3 separate regions of the Homo sapiens genome follow, and regions 1 and 3 are each linked to region 2. Evidence: chromatin contacts called from ENCODE Hi-C or POLR2A ChIA-PET data. All regions are on one chromosome and are shown on one strand. The core of a region is the stretch at or near the end of the contact, and the rest is flanking DNA. Distances in the headings are between cores, read along the strand shown. Region 1 overlaps NRCAM (neuronal cell adhesion molecule). Region 2 overlaps NRCAM (neuronal cell adhesion molecule). Region 3 overlaps NRCAM (neuronal cell adhesion molecule).

Region 1 (4,088 bases), core at 713-3,212, 53 kb after region 2:
CCTGCCTGGCATTTCAAAATGCTATTTTTTACTATTAAATGGCTGCCATTTTGCCATGTGTTGCTTTCTTGACAAGTGGATAAGGTATAGCATGTTTAGAATATCAATATCCTGAAGGGCCTTTTTTGCTGAAGTTTTTAATAAACTGTTTCCAATCCTTACATCTTCTCAGTGCTATTTGTAGAAATCTCAGTTTACAGGAAGATAAATAGAGCTAGAGCTTGTTTCAGTGACTCCACAAATGTTTCTGAATGTGTTGCTCTGAAGACCCATATTCAGAATTAAATTTTCATTTCTCAGACCTCACTTTTAGAGCAGTTTCCTACTTTCCATTTTTGTTTTTAAATGGAACTTTGTTTCTGTTTTCTAATGTGAAGGGAATCAGCTGAGAAGTGGACTTTGTGAGGAAGGAAGAGGCCTATCCCTGTGGTTTGGCTTGCCCCTCTTTCCTCCCTTTCTCCAGATTACCTGTCTTGTGGGAGAGTGAGAAGAATAGAAGCTGGGGCTGACCTCAGCCAGAGTTCTAGTATGATTCACGGAGATGGGGAAGTAGGAGGGATAGACTAACAATATTGGACTCTCTCATCCTGTTCTCTACCTTAATCTTTGCTATTCTGCATTAGAAATAAATTAGTATAATGCCTAAGACAATAAATTAGGCATAATTTACAATTATGCTAAAATAATTTAGCATAAACAAATTTATGCTAAAATAATTTAGCATAAACAAATTTATGCTAAAATAATGGTCAGTGTTAACCACCTTCTATTTATTCTGACTATAAGTTTTGTGTGAGAAATGTAAGTTAAGTATGTGCCCTTTGGCTGCACCAACATATATATAGAGAAGTATCTAGAAAAACCAAAAAGGATAGATTAGTTTTGAAGAGAAGTCTACATTGCCACACTATTTACTAATTTAGGTTCGGCCATGACCTTGTAAGGAGACCTGCACATTTGGATCATCAGTCCTCCTAAATGTGCATGTTAGTATGTTTCTGGTTGCAAGAAAGAGCCAATCTCAGTTTATCTTAATTCATTATTGCAGATATCTATGGCTATATAATAAACCATTCCTAAATTTTGTGACTTCAAACAACAACAGTTTATTATTTCTTATAATCCTGAGGGTTGGCAGGATGGTTCTTCTGTTGCATGTAGTTTAAAAAGTCACTGGCTCAGCTATTTTTGGCTGGGAGCTCAGCTGGGGCCAGAGAGTCCAGGATGGTCTCTCATCTCCCAGGGTCTCTTTCCACTGGCTTCTCATCATCTAGTAGTATGGCTCATACTTCCCAGAGGGAACATTACAAGAGGATAAGCTGCAGTGTGCAAATGGTCATCACACCTCTTTTCACATATTGCTTGCTAAAAATCCCACTGGCCAAAGCATGTGACATGGCCAAGCCCACAGCCATTGTGAGAGTTGACTATGCAAGGGCATGGATACTGGGAAGGGTGCTTCCTGGGGCCACCAATGCAACAGTCTACCTGCCATATTAATGAAATTTTGTTGTAGAATACACAAGACTGGAGAAGGACAGGAAGATGTCTCAACCTCAGTCACTAGTGTGGCAAACTTCACAGAGAATTGGAACATTGTTTGGGGTACCAAGAGATTTACAGGCCTGGTGATTATAATGCAAGAGTAGTAGGTGCTTGTTATCACCTATCCAGTGTTCTGGTGATGTCATGGCCACTCAGCTCTTCTCTGTTTCTGTTTCTATTGATCCTCTGCTGCCCACTGGCTTCATTCTGCACTGGATGCCTCATATCTTTTGCTTACTCATGCTTGCTCCTACTGCCTTGCCTCTATTTGACCTTTGGCTTTTGTTCCTGCTCCAAACCGCTGACTCACTCTCTCTCTGTCTCACATTCACCCTCTCTATGACAAAGGAATTTGTTACCACTTAGTTGGTCACTCTTCAGTGCCTCACAAGCAGCCAAGTCAACTCACAGGCTCTACATGGCTCCCTGCCTTTGTTCAGACAAAGGCTGAACACCCACCCTGATTCTTTTTGCCTTGGTCAGAGTGATGAGGTCAATGCAGAAGAAAGACTGTGAGCATGGCAGGCATTCAGAGTGGAGCAGTCTCCTCCCCACTCTGTTTAGTGAATTGTGATTGGATTGGAAGGTGGGATAAAGAAGGAAATTCCCTTTCGTTTGCAAAGAACTAGTTCGTTCCTCTTTTTCCCCAACCATCTTTCCTTTTCCAATCAGCTCTCTCATCCCAGAAGCCAATCCTGACAACTGTCATCAGATAGCTGGCTGGACAAGCCTGGAAAGTGTGGAACAGGTGCCATCCTTGGTCAGGGTTGCTATTAGTCTCACACACATGAGCTTTTCATTAACTATGCTTCATCATTTGTCTTAGATCTCTCAGTTACATCATTGCCTCATATTGTTCTATTTTCTTTCTTGTTACTGCTGTGCTAAGTAAAAGAGATGTGAAAAATCCTGTATTCAGATGATCATGTGTGTTGCAAATAACTGGATTTCACTCCAAAAGACCTTGGTATCTTTGATAATCTAATGTCAGTGTCCCAAAAGCTTTTTAATAATTTTCTAAATCTAAAATGTCCTTAAATTATTGCTTAATATATTTTTATGTTTCTTTATGCCTGAACTCTCTCTGGAAGGATTCACAAAACTTGGTAATAATGACTGCTTCCTAAGGGAGAAAGGGGGTTGCTGGTTGCTTACTTTGCATTCTGTGGTCTTTTGTACTTTATGAATATTGTACCATGTACACACACTGCCTACTTTTAAAATTAACTTTTTAAAGTACATCTTGTCTACATAGTCTTAAATTGTTCTTCCTTTAGAAGGCCAGGGCCCGCATGTGGTAGAAGTCCATGGGGTCCTATTCACATAGAATCTGGTGTGAAGAAGCTCCTAAAGTTGTGCCATGGGCAACACTGTGAAGATCTTCTATAGATATTCAGAAACCGTTAGAGGTTTTCTTTTTTTAACATCAGTAACTAAACTTGGTAATTCTGTTTGCTTATTGACTAATTAAAAAATAAGAGGATATAGGAGGGAGGGAAATGCTAGGGACCTCTCGGGGTGAGGCAGTGTGAGATGGCTAAAAGCTCCAGAACCTTCCGGAACTGGAGCTCTAGATCTGGTACTTCACATATCACGTGACATTTAAGCAGGTGACACCATCCTACACCTTGAATTCCTTATCAGTAAGTTAAGAAATGTAATAAAAGTTACCTTCTGGAATTGTTGGGAAGATAAGTTAATGCCTGGAGGAGACTCATCGCTGTGCCTGGCACATAGAAAAGGCTCAGTGAATGGTAGCCATTAGGACTGGATTATTTTCTTGTCTGTTAAATGGGTAGAAATACCTGTTTTTCTGTTTTCTGGGGTTTTTATGAATATCAAATAAGATCATTAGTTATAGTGCTCTGAGGAGTAGAGATTTTGAGCTATTATCAGGATGTTGTTCCATTATCTGTTATTGGGGTAAAAACCACCTGTTTATTGTTCACCATTCCTTAGGTACTAGTCCAGGTTCTAGTTACTACATTCCTGGTAGAGCCTCTACTGTGGAAGATTCCTTTGGACTAGGAGGAAATTAGAAACGTGGTCCTTAAAGCTTCTCACAGTTTGTCTTGTTTGATCATTATCATCTCTATAGTCCTATTATCCCGGACTACTTTTTTCTGAGGTGCATTAATGATTGTGTAGTGGTGTAGATGTAATTGACTCTGTTGATGTGTTAATTATTAGTCGTCATTGTCCATTTCTCTCTAACCTTTCCTCCACAGTCTCAGACTTAAAATCTGTGATTGAAAAGCACAGCATGGCTAGAGATGTGCATTTGTGTACTTCTTCCTTAAGATAAATATTTAAAATATAAAAAGTGACCATCCCCAAGTTGACTGCTGAAAAATGTCTTTCACAGTCAAGATGATGTCCTACCCACTTAGTTATCCAGTCACTGAGGCGAGCCACTGATGAGGCATCAGAGCAATAGTTAGTGTGTCAAAGGGCATCTAGTCACATCAGCATATTTGTTTATCTGCTTGGAGAGTGTAGATCATGTTATGTGTTCAACCAGCATGGAACCCACCCATGTTGGG
Region 2 (4,080 bases), core at 910-3,409:
ACCCTGCCTGTTTTCTTCTGTAGCTCATACCGGTCACGCCTTGTTGGTGCTAATGACTTCCCAGGTGCCTGGTACCAATTCTTCATTAGTTGCTGTTGTCCTAGAAATCTGTGTAGGTCATGGAACCTATTTTCTGGAAAACCACTTAATACTTATTTTAATTTCTGTAAATGTTGTCTGTGGAAAAGAACATTTCCACATTTTGCTTGCCATTGTTCTGAATCTGACTGGCAGATAACACACTTTGGCATCTGTAATGAAATTACATTAATCGTCTGTCCTTAACTCTTTTCCTGGTAAAAGGAATGGGAAATCTTTGTTCAGATATGCAATAACAGTATTTTAAAATTGTTCAAATTATATAGAATTCTTTGCAGATTATGTTAGAGAATTCATTACAATTTAAATTCATTTTATTATCAAAATTATTCTTTGTTTTTTGGTATTACATAATGGTCTTCCTTATAATGGAGTGTTTTACTTCTATTTATAGAATATAGAGAATGTTGTGTAGTTTGCTGTTTTATTTTTTTAAAGAACTATTTTTAACAAAAATTTGATTCAATGAAATGTAATTCTATTTCCTGAATAAAACGTAAAATAAAACATAATTTTTTAAGAAAAGCTTTAAAAAAACGTAATTTTTTTAAAAAGCTTTCTGTTATTGAGTTGTATTGAGTATGATATTTTAATCAAAAATTTGAATTTAAAAATAATCTTTTCTAAGATTGAGTTTCTCTTAAGTCATAAAATATTTTACTGCCCCCAGATGAGCACCATAATTTTAATGTCACAATAAATTAGAAAAAAAATGGAGAAATTCCAGGTTGCAAAGCCAGATCTGATACAAATTTTGCCTGATGCCTTTATCATTACCTTACACTTCCACCTAGCCTATGTGCCTCAACAGGATAGACATGTGACATTTTTCTTTGGAAATTTGACTTAGTCTTTTCAATGGTGTCCCTAGTTTAACACAACATGGAGGCAAAATGTTTTCTAGAAGGATCTCAACTTACCCAGGGATGCATTTCTCTTTTGCTTCTCTGTTTGTTTGTGTATGCATGACATAATGACCTTTTTAGAAAATAGATGTTTATTATAAAAATAGCATCTGGTATCCTCTAACATTTTATTGCATAAAGATAAATTAGTTTAATTTTATATAATATATTTTAACTTCTTCCCAATGGTGATGGCCTTCTTCAATATTTAATAAGGTAAAATTAGCATAGTATTACAATAACAATTGCGAATAATCAAATATGCCCTAAGCAGTGTTTTTTCAATATCAGGGCTTTGTCTCTCTTCTCTTGCTCTTTTGTAAAAAAAAAAAAAAAAAAAAAAAAAAAAAGTCAACAGAAATTTGGGGAAGGATTACATTTGTATGTAGGCAGTAATATCTTAACAGGAGGCTTAGATATTCCTAGTGATACCTGTTGTGAAAACCATATGTTCTACTGTAGTAAAAGCAGTCACCATTTATTGAGGCTTACCATGTGCTAGACATGTTCTAAGTACTGCACATGTTTTATCTCATCCTCACAGTAACTTGTTATTTATACTCATTTTATAGATGAAGACATCGAGGTACAGTGTTAATTACATCACTCAGGGACACAGAGCTAGTAAACCGTAGAGCAGGGCTTCAAACCAAGGCAGTCTAATTCCAGAGTTCATGTACTTCACCACCACATCGCTGCTTGGACACAAAATGTGCCCACCAGAATGCTTAATTAGTTCACAAGAGCTGCACTTGGCCTTGAGACTTCTGGTCAATGTGCTGTATGTACATGACAAATAAGGTCTCATATGGAAGTCAAAGTTATTACCCGGCTGCCCGTTCACATCAAATAATAAATCTAAAGACTGTCAAGGTTGTTGCACTGCACATGTGGCTCTAAATATCTATTCCATGTTTGTGTGCATTGCAGAGAATAAATAGGTGCAACAGAAAGAGAAAAACAAATTCCAGACCAAACAATATAATATGGTTAGGAATGCTTGCCTGCTATTACATTGGGTATTCTTATCTTTTATATGACTGATTCTATCTGAAAAAAAATTCTTGGACTGTAGTGTCATTGTGGTTTGCTCACAGGTCTGACCTTTGTCCACAGTAATAGAAATCGTGGTAATGAAAGCTCACTTTTTATACCTTTTCCTCAACCCATGCCACCTCTTCTTTCCTAGAGCTGTCACCCAGGAACTTGAGCCACGTTTTATTCACACAGGATTTCAAAGGCAGCTCGGTAACTACTGCTTCTCAGAAGAAATTTACTGATAGCTGCTTTGATGTGACTTTTTACTCCTTTCCCTGGCCCCTTTGCGTCCTCACCCAGTGTTTTGGGTTTTTTTTTTTTTTACTTTTCTTTTCTTTCTTTCTTTCTTTCTTTCTTTTTTTTTTTTGAGATGGAGTCTTGCTCTGTGGCCCAGGCTGGAGTGCAGTAGTGTGATCTTGGTTCACTGCAAACTCTGCCTCCTGGGTTCAAGCGATTCTTCTGCCTCAGCCTCCCAAGTAGCTGGGATTACAGACATGCACCACCAGGCGCAGCTAATTTTTGTATTTTTAGTAGAGACAGGGTTTCACCATGTTAGCCAGGCTGGTCTTGAACTCCTGACCTCAGGTGATCTGCCCGCCTCGGCTTCACAAAGTGCTGGGATTAGGCATGAGCCACTGCGCCTGGCCCCGTATTTGTGTTTTAATAAAAGAATCTGGAAGATAAATAGTCTTGAAGAGAGACAAAGGAAGGAAAATTTAAATCCTTAGATTCAAGCAGAAGAATTCCATGTGGAAGGTTTGGGTTTGTTGTTGTTGTTGTTTGGTGTGTTTTTTGTTTTTTTGTTTTTTTGGTTTTTTTTGAGATGGAGTCTCGCTGTGTTACCCAGGCTGGAGTACAGTGGCGCGATCTCGGCTCACTGCAAGGTCTGCCTCCCGGGTTCACGCCATTCTCCTGCCTCAGCCTCCTGAGTAGCTGGGACTATAGGCGTCCAGCACCACACCCGGCTAATTTTTTTTTTTTTTGTATTTTTATTACAGACGGGGTTTCACCGTGTTAGCCAATATGGTCTCCATCTCCTGCCCTTGTGATCCTCCTGCCTCGGCCTCCCAAAGTTCTGGGATTACAGGCATGAGCCACCGTGCCCTGCGGGTTTTTTTGGCGGGGAGGGGGTTGTTTTGGATAGAGGAGTCCTGTCCTGTGAGCCCCTTACATTGTCACACCCTAAAACTATCTCCTCATATATCCCCCACCTGCTTAGATTATAATAATTTCAGTAATGCCTTCTAGACAATGATCATGTTAAATATGTACTTGTTTCTTTTAATATGATTATTGGTAATAAAGTATAGCTTTGCAACGTGGATTTTATTTAAATCCGTATTTAGTTTTATTAATGATCTCCAGATTATAAAGTGTTTTATTCTGGGTGTTTTACTGTTTCTTTGTCTTAATTAAGCTTGTACAAAGCCAAAGCCCTGTCCTGACTCTGCTGCAGGTGGACTGGCCTCCTTGATGCCCCATGAGCAAGCCAGGATGCTCCCACCACAGGGTCTTTCACCGAGGCTCCCTCTGTCTGGAACACTCTTCCTGCACATATCCCCATAGCTCGCTGCTTCTTCTTTAGGTCTTTGCTCAGATATCATTTTCTGGTGAGTTATTTCCTGAACCTGTGGCAAGAAAGTATATTACGCATGTGCATATACACACACATACGTGCGCATGCACACACACACATTGACATGTTGGAACCCCTGTACCCCTTCCTTTGTTTTATTTTTTTTCTCTGTAATACCACCTAAGAAACTATATAATTTGCAGTTGTTGTTTTTTTTATGTTTCCCTCCCTTTAGAATGTAAGGTTTGTGAGGACAGAAACTTTGGACTATTGTGTTCATGAATGTATCCCAGCACCAAGAACACTGCCTGGCATGTAATAGGTACTTAATTTGCTCAATGAACAAATGAATGAATGAATGATGACTTATGAAACATTAAAGTTTCAGCTCTTTGTCAGATAATGAAAGTTTCATCCCTTTGTCAGATAATGTTGTTAGCTAATTAAATGCTGCTTTAATTT
Region 3 (4,454 bases), core at 1-2,500, 42 kb before region 2:
GAATCCATATTCGGCAGAAGCCTGGTATGCCAAAGAACCCTCTTAGTTGCTTTAGGGTTTTGGGATGAGGATAAGCCAGTATGGGCTGGATACGTTCCTCACTGAGGGCCCTGGTGCCTTTGGATAATTTTAGCCCTAAGTATTTAGCCTGTTCTGAGCAGAGTTGAGCTTTGGTTTGGAAACCTTGTAGCCACAGGTGGCAAGGAAATTTAAGAGTGCTTGGGTGGCTTGATGGCACAAGGTTTCTGAACGGGCAGCTGAAAGTAAATCATTCACTTACTGAAGGACAAGAGTGTCCAGGTATGAGAACTGGCTCAAGTCTTGGGCTAATGTCTGGCCAAATAGATGGGGGCTATCCCTGAACCCTTGGGGTAAAACAGTCCAAGTGAGTTGAGACGTTGGGTTCGAAGGATCTTCAAAGGCAAAAAAGAATCGAGAGTCAGGATGTACAGGGATGCAGAAAAAGGCATCCTTAAGGTCCAGGATTATAAACCACTCTGCTTCCTATGGTATTTGGGAAAGCAGAGTATAAGGGTTAGGTACAGCTGGGTATAGAGGGACAACGGCCTCACTGATAATCCTGAGATCTTGCACTAACCTCCACTGTCCATTGGGTTTCTGTACTCCTAGAATTGGAGTATTGGAGGGACTATTGAATGGTTTTACTAAGCCTTGGGCTTTTAGTTCCTTAATTTTATTGAGTCTTTGTTGGGCCTCGGGTCTAAGGGGGTACTGCCTTTGGTAGGGAAAGGGGACAGAATCCTTTAGTTTAATTTGAACAGGATGGGCATTTTTTGCTCATCCATATTGTCCTTCTGTTGCCCAGACTTCAGGATTAATTCCTTCCTCAAGCAAGGGACCACAAACGGTTGTTCCTTCTCCTATGTTCAGGTGTATAATGGCCCCTGCTTTTGCTAGAATGTCTCTCCCTAACAAGGGAGTGGGGCTTTCAGGCATAATTAGAAAAGCATGTGAAAGAGTAAAGTTCCCCAGTCACAACTTAGTGGCTGGGAGAAGTATCAAGTGACTGGCTGTCCTAGGACCCCTCGGATAGTGACAGATGTGGAAGACAGTTGTCCGGGACAGGAGAGTAAGACTGAGAAGGCCGAGCCAGTGTCCAGGAAACAGTTAACCTCCTGGCCCTCAATGGTCAAGCATACCCGGGGCTCTGTGAGGGTGATGGGTTGGGCTGGCGCTTGCCCCAGGCACCCTCAGTCCTGCTGCCGGATCATCTGGTTAGTGGCTTCTGACTCAGAGGACCTTTGTCCCCTGGGGCAGTGGGCCTTCCATTGATTCCTTTGACATAAGGGGCATGGATGAGGGGGTGGCTTATTTGTATTTGGACAATCTTTTTAAAGTGTCCTTGTAGACCACACTGGAAGCAAGCCCTATTAGGCATTGGATTTGCCCAGCCTTTCCGTGTTCCAGAGCCTCCAAAGTCTGCTTGCCTGAGGGCCATAACTAAAGCGGTAGCCTTTTTTAAATCCCGTTTGTCTTGTTCTGCCTGCTTCTCCTTATCTCTATTATGAAAAACCAAGGTTGCCAAGTTCAATAGGGTTTCTAAGTTTTTGAAGTTTTTTCTGATGTCTGTAGCTGACTGAGTGATAAACTTATCCTTTAAGATTAGTTGGCCTTCAATAGAGTCAGGTGACAGAGAGGTATGCTTTCTCAAGGCCTCCCTTAGTCTCTCCAGAAAGGCGGTAGGATTTTCTTCCTTACCCTGTGTTATAGTGGACATCATTGAATAATTCATGGGCTTTTTCCTAGTTTTCCTTAGTCCTTCTAGCATGCAAGTTAGCAAATGTCTGCGGCACCAATCTCCGTGTTTTGATTCTGTGTCCCAGTGAGGGTGTACACTGGGAACTTCCTGCTGGCCTGTGGGCAATCGTTCTCTTTCCTCTGTTGTCATCCTGTCATTGACCTGACTGAGATACCAGAGATCGCCAAACTCTCGGGCTGCAGTTATGGTGGCACTTCTCTCATTTGGGGTTAGTGTCTGATTTAGCAGTAACATTACATCTCTCCATGTCAGATCAGATTGTCCTAACCCTTGTAAACATCAATATAGCCATCAGGGTTATCTGAGAATTGACCTAGGTCTATTTTAATTTGCTTCAAGTCTGAGAGAGAAAAAGGTACATGCACTCTGGCTGGGCCGAATTCTCCTCCTCCCACTGCTTGGAGGGGGCATAAACGGGGAATATTGGCACTCTTTGGTTCATTATTTACCCCTTTGTCTATCTCCTTTTGGACCATTTGGGTTGAAGGGGGTTGCTTATTAGTTGGAGAAGGAGTCAGGGGGATGCCGGGGTAGGGAGGTAGACTCTGAGAGCTTCCTGTAGGGCATAAATCACACTTTTTACATAATTGCGAGTTGTCTCTTAATGAAAAGAAAGTTTGTACATATGGCACTTCACTCCATTTGCCTTCTTTTCTACAAAAGAGGTCTAGCTGTAAGATAGTGTTATAATTTATACTTCCCTCAGGAGGCCAGGTTTCTCCCCCTTGAAGAGGATATTGTGGCCAGGAGGTAATGCAGAAGAATATAAGTCGTTTCTTTCTTAGAGTCTGAGGGTCAAATTGGTCCCAATTGTCCAGAATACATCTTAGGGGTGTTTTTGCCTTGAGGGGGAACATTTCCCATCTGAAAAAAGAACATAGGGATGCCAGCACCTCTAGTCATTTTCCGACGAGCATTAGTCGTAGAGCGTCCTCTATGGTCCTAATGCTTATTCCTTTCCAGAGTGTGTCACCACCCATGGACCTCTGCTTATTGGATTAGTTACGCTTACCAATGTAGCAGTCCTGCGCCTGTTTTCCCGCCTTTCTTAACCCAAAGAAAGGGGTTCGGACTGCTGGATTCTAGTGGTCCTTTACCAGCATGCCCAACATTGCCTTTGTGCTCAGGGGTGAGTCCTAGAGCTAGGCTGCATTCCTGAGTATTTCATGACAACCCAGCTGCCCCATCAAGATGCAGTCCCATAAACAGTTCTTAAGTAAATTCGTTTCACAGAGGGTGTAGGTAACCTTTTGAGTCAGGATTGAGATAATCTTTTTGATTCTAGAAGTACTTTAAGGCTTGGCTGAGTGCAAACAGCTCGCAGGTTTGGGGAGACCAATTATTAGGCAGTTTTTCTAACTCTGCTTCCACAAGAGTCTCCCTATCAATTACTGAATACCCATTGTGATTTTTTTCTCATTCACCTGGGAGGAACCATCTATCATCCTGTACTGAAGGGAGTTCCTCCTAGGTCTGGTCAGACCTTTGTATGGTAATTAAGATTTAAATCTCCTGTTAGGAAATCTTCTGGGTTAAGGGAATTATCAGTGATTAGTGTTAAATTACCTTTTTCTAACAAAATAACCCCATACTTTAAGATTTTTGAGTTAGTAAGCTACCTTTTTGCTTTTTTGACTTAGAATAATTCTGAACTGGTGAGGTGTGCTCACAATGAGGTTTCCTCTAAAAGTTACTTTTCTACTTTATTCTGTTAGCAAAGCAGTTGCCACTACAGATTGAATGCATTTGGGCCATCTGCGGGTTACTGGGTTAAGGATTTTTTATAGGAAAGCTATGGGTTGTCAGCGGTCTCAGTGTTTTCAGGCTACACCCTTGTTTACACTGAGAACAAGGTAGTATTAGAGTGTTACAGGGTCATGGAGAAGACCTTCAATTATCAAGTATAGGTTTTTTAAATTTACCCTGGCTTTTAAAGGAATAGGGCACACTTTTTTTTCTACTATTTCTTTTTCTTTCTTTCTCTCTTTGACTCCCTCTTTGTCTCTCTGCCTCTTTCTCCTCTCTGTGTCTCTCCCCTCTCTGTGTCTCTCTCCTCTCTGTCTCTCTCTCTGTCTCTCCCTCTCTCTGTGTCTCACTCTGTCTCTCTCTCTCTCACTTTCCTCTCTTAGCCATTTACAAACTTGGGGCCCTGGCAAGGGTGGTGGGGAATGGGTCCCACATAACTGCCCATGTCGAGAACTGTATACCTAAATCGGTAGGGACATCAGGGACAAGACTCCCTGGGTTTAGAGCCTAGATGCCTAAGGATACAGTGTAGAGCTTCCTTATATCCCTTTGGAGATACAACTTGCTAGAGGAAATGAAAGTCTGAACCATTAGCACCTAGGAGGCAGGGATCAGAGGAAGTAGATTCAGAGGTAAGGAGAATTTTGGGGCTACCCTTTTAAGAAAGTCATGGTTAGGACCCAGGAGGTATGGGTCAGAAGGAAAGATAGGGGCGCATGCATGGGTGACTGTTGAGTAGAGACTTCTGGCTGCGCCATGATCTCAACCGGCTACTGCCGGGAATTTGGGACAACAGCTTTCTGCCTCTAGTCGGCCCTTGGCTTCCCCAGGAAAATTGAAAGTGGAAGCTGGCTCCAGGCAGACCAACATTCCCAACCCAGAAGGGTTGGGGGTTGTTAGAAAGCCCTTCCCCAGATAGCCTCACACC

What was found. A loop is a pair of places that touch in the nucleus more often than their neighbours do. ChIA-PET counts read pairs that join two places held with the same protein, here RNA polymerase II (POLR2A). Pooled maps may share reads with other maps.
Region 1: a loop to region 2 is called in a map of PC-9, with 4 times the contacts of the local background. The contact joins two enhancer-like sites. A Hi-C loop is called at or near these places in 5 of 168 maps with a recorded cell type or tissue (Caco-2, GM12878, PC-9 and 2 more) and 3 of 50 pooled maps. POLR2A ChIA-PET finds 5 or more read pairs at or near these places in 6 of 52 experiments (A549, A673, H1 and 3 more).
Region 3: a map of PC-9 shows a loop between it and region 2 (5-fold over the local background). The contact joins two enhancer-like sites. A Hi-C loop is called at or near these places in 2 of 168 maps with a recorded cell type or tissue (Caco-2 and PC-9) and 4 of 50 pooled maps. POLR2A ChIA-PET finds 5 or more read pairs at or near these places in 4 of 52 experiments (A673, HepG2, SK-N-SH and 1 more).

Annotation. Positions count from the first base shown.
Region 1 is chr7:108,244,210-108,248,297 of GRCh38, reverse strand. The region is part of intron 3 of NRCAM (neuronal cell adhesion molecule); the gene reads left to right. Among named protein-coding and RNA genes, the nearest start is that of LAMB4, 120 kb to the right of the region's middle. RefSeq lists an enhancer at 1,217-2,416. Within about 2 kb of position 1,962, at least 9 of the 41 ENCODE cell types and tissues checked have a DNase peak (open chromatin) inside an H3K27ac peak, as active enhancers do; they include PC-9, endothelial cell of umbilical vein and mammary epithelial cell, where a contact is called at or near this core.
Region 2 is chr7:108,297,435-108,301,514 of GRCh38, reverse strand. The region is part of intron 3 of NRCAM (neuronal cell adhesion molecule); the gene reads left to right. Among named protein-coding and RNA genes, the nearest start is that of NRCAM, 160 kb to the left of the region's middle. Within about 2 kb of position 2,159, at least 3 of the 41 ENCODE cell types and tissues checked have a DNase peak (open chromatin) inside an H3K27ac peak, as active enhancers do; they include PC-9, endothelial cell of umbilical vein and mammary epithelial cell, where a contact is called at or near this core.
Region 3 is chr7:108,337,992-108,342,445 of GRCh38, reverse strand. The region is part of intron 2 of NRCAM (neuronal cell adhesion molecule); the gene reads left to right. Among named protein-coding and RNA genes, the nearest start is that of NRCAM, 120 kb to the left of the region's middle. Within about 2 kb of position 1,250, at least 5 of the 41 ENCODE cell types and tissues checked have a DNase peak (open chromatin) inside an H3K27ac peak, as active enhancers do; they include PC-9, where a contact is called at or near this core.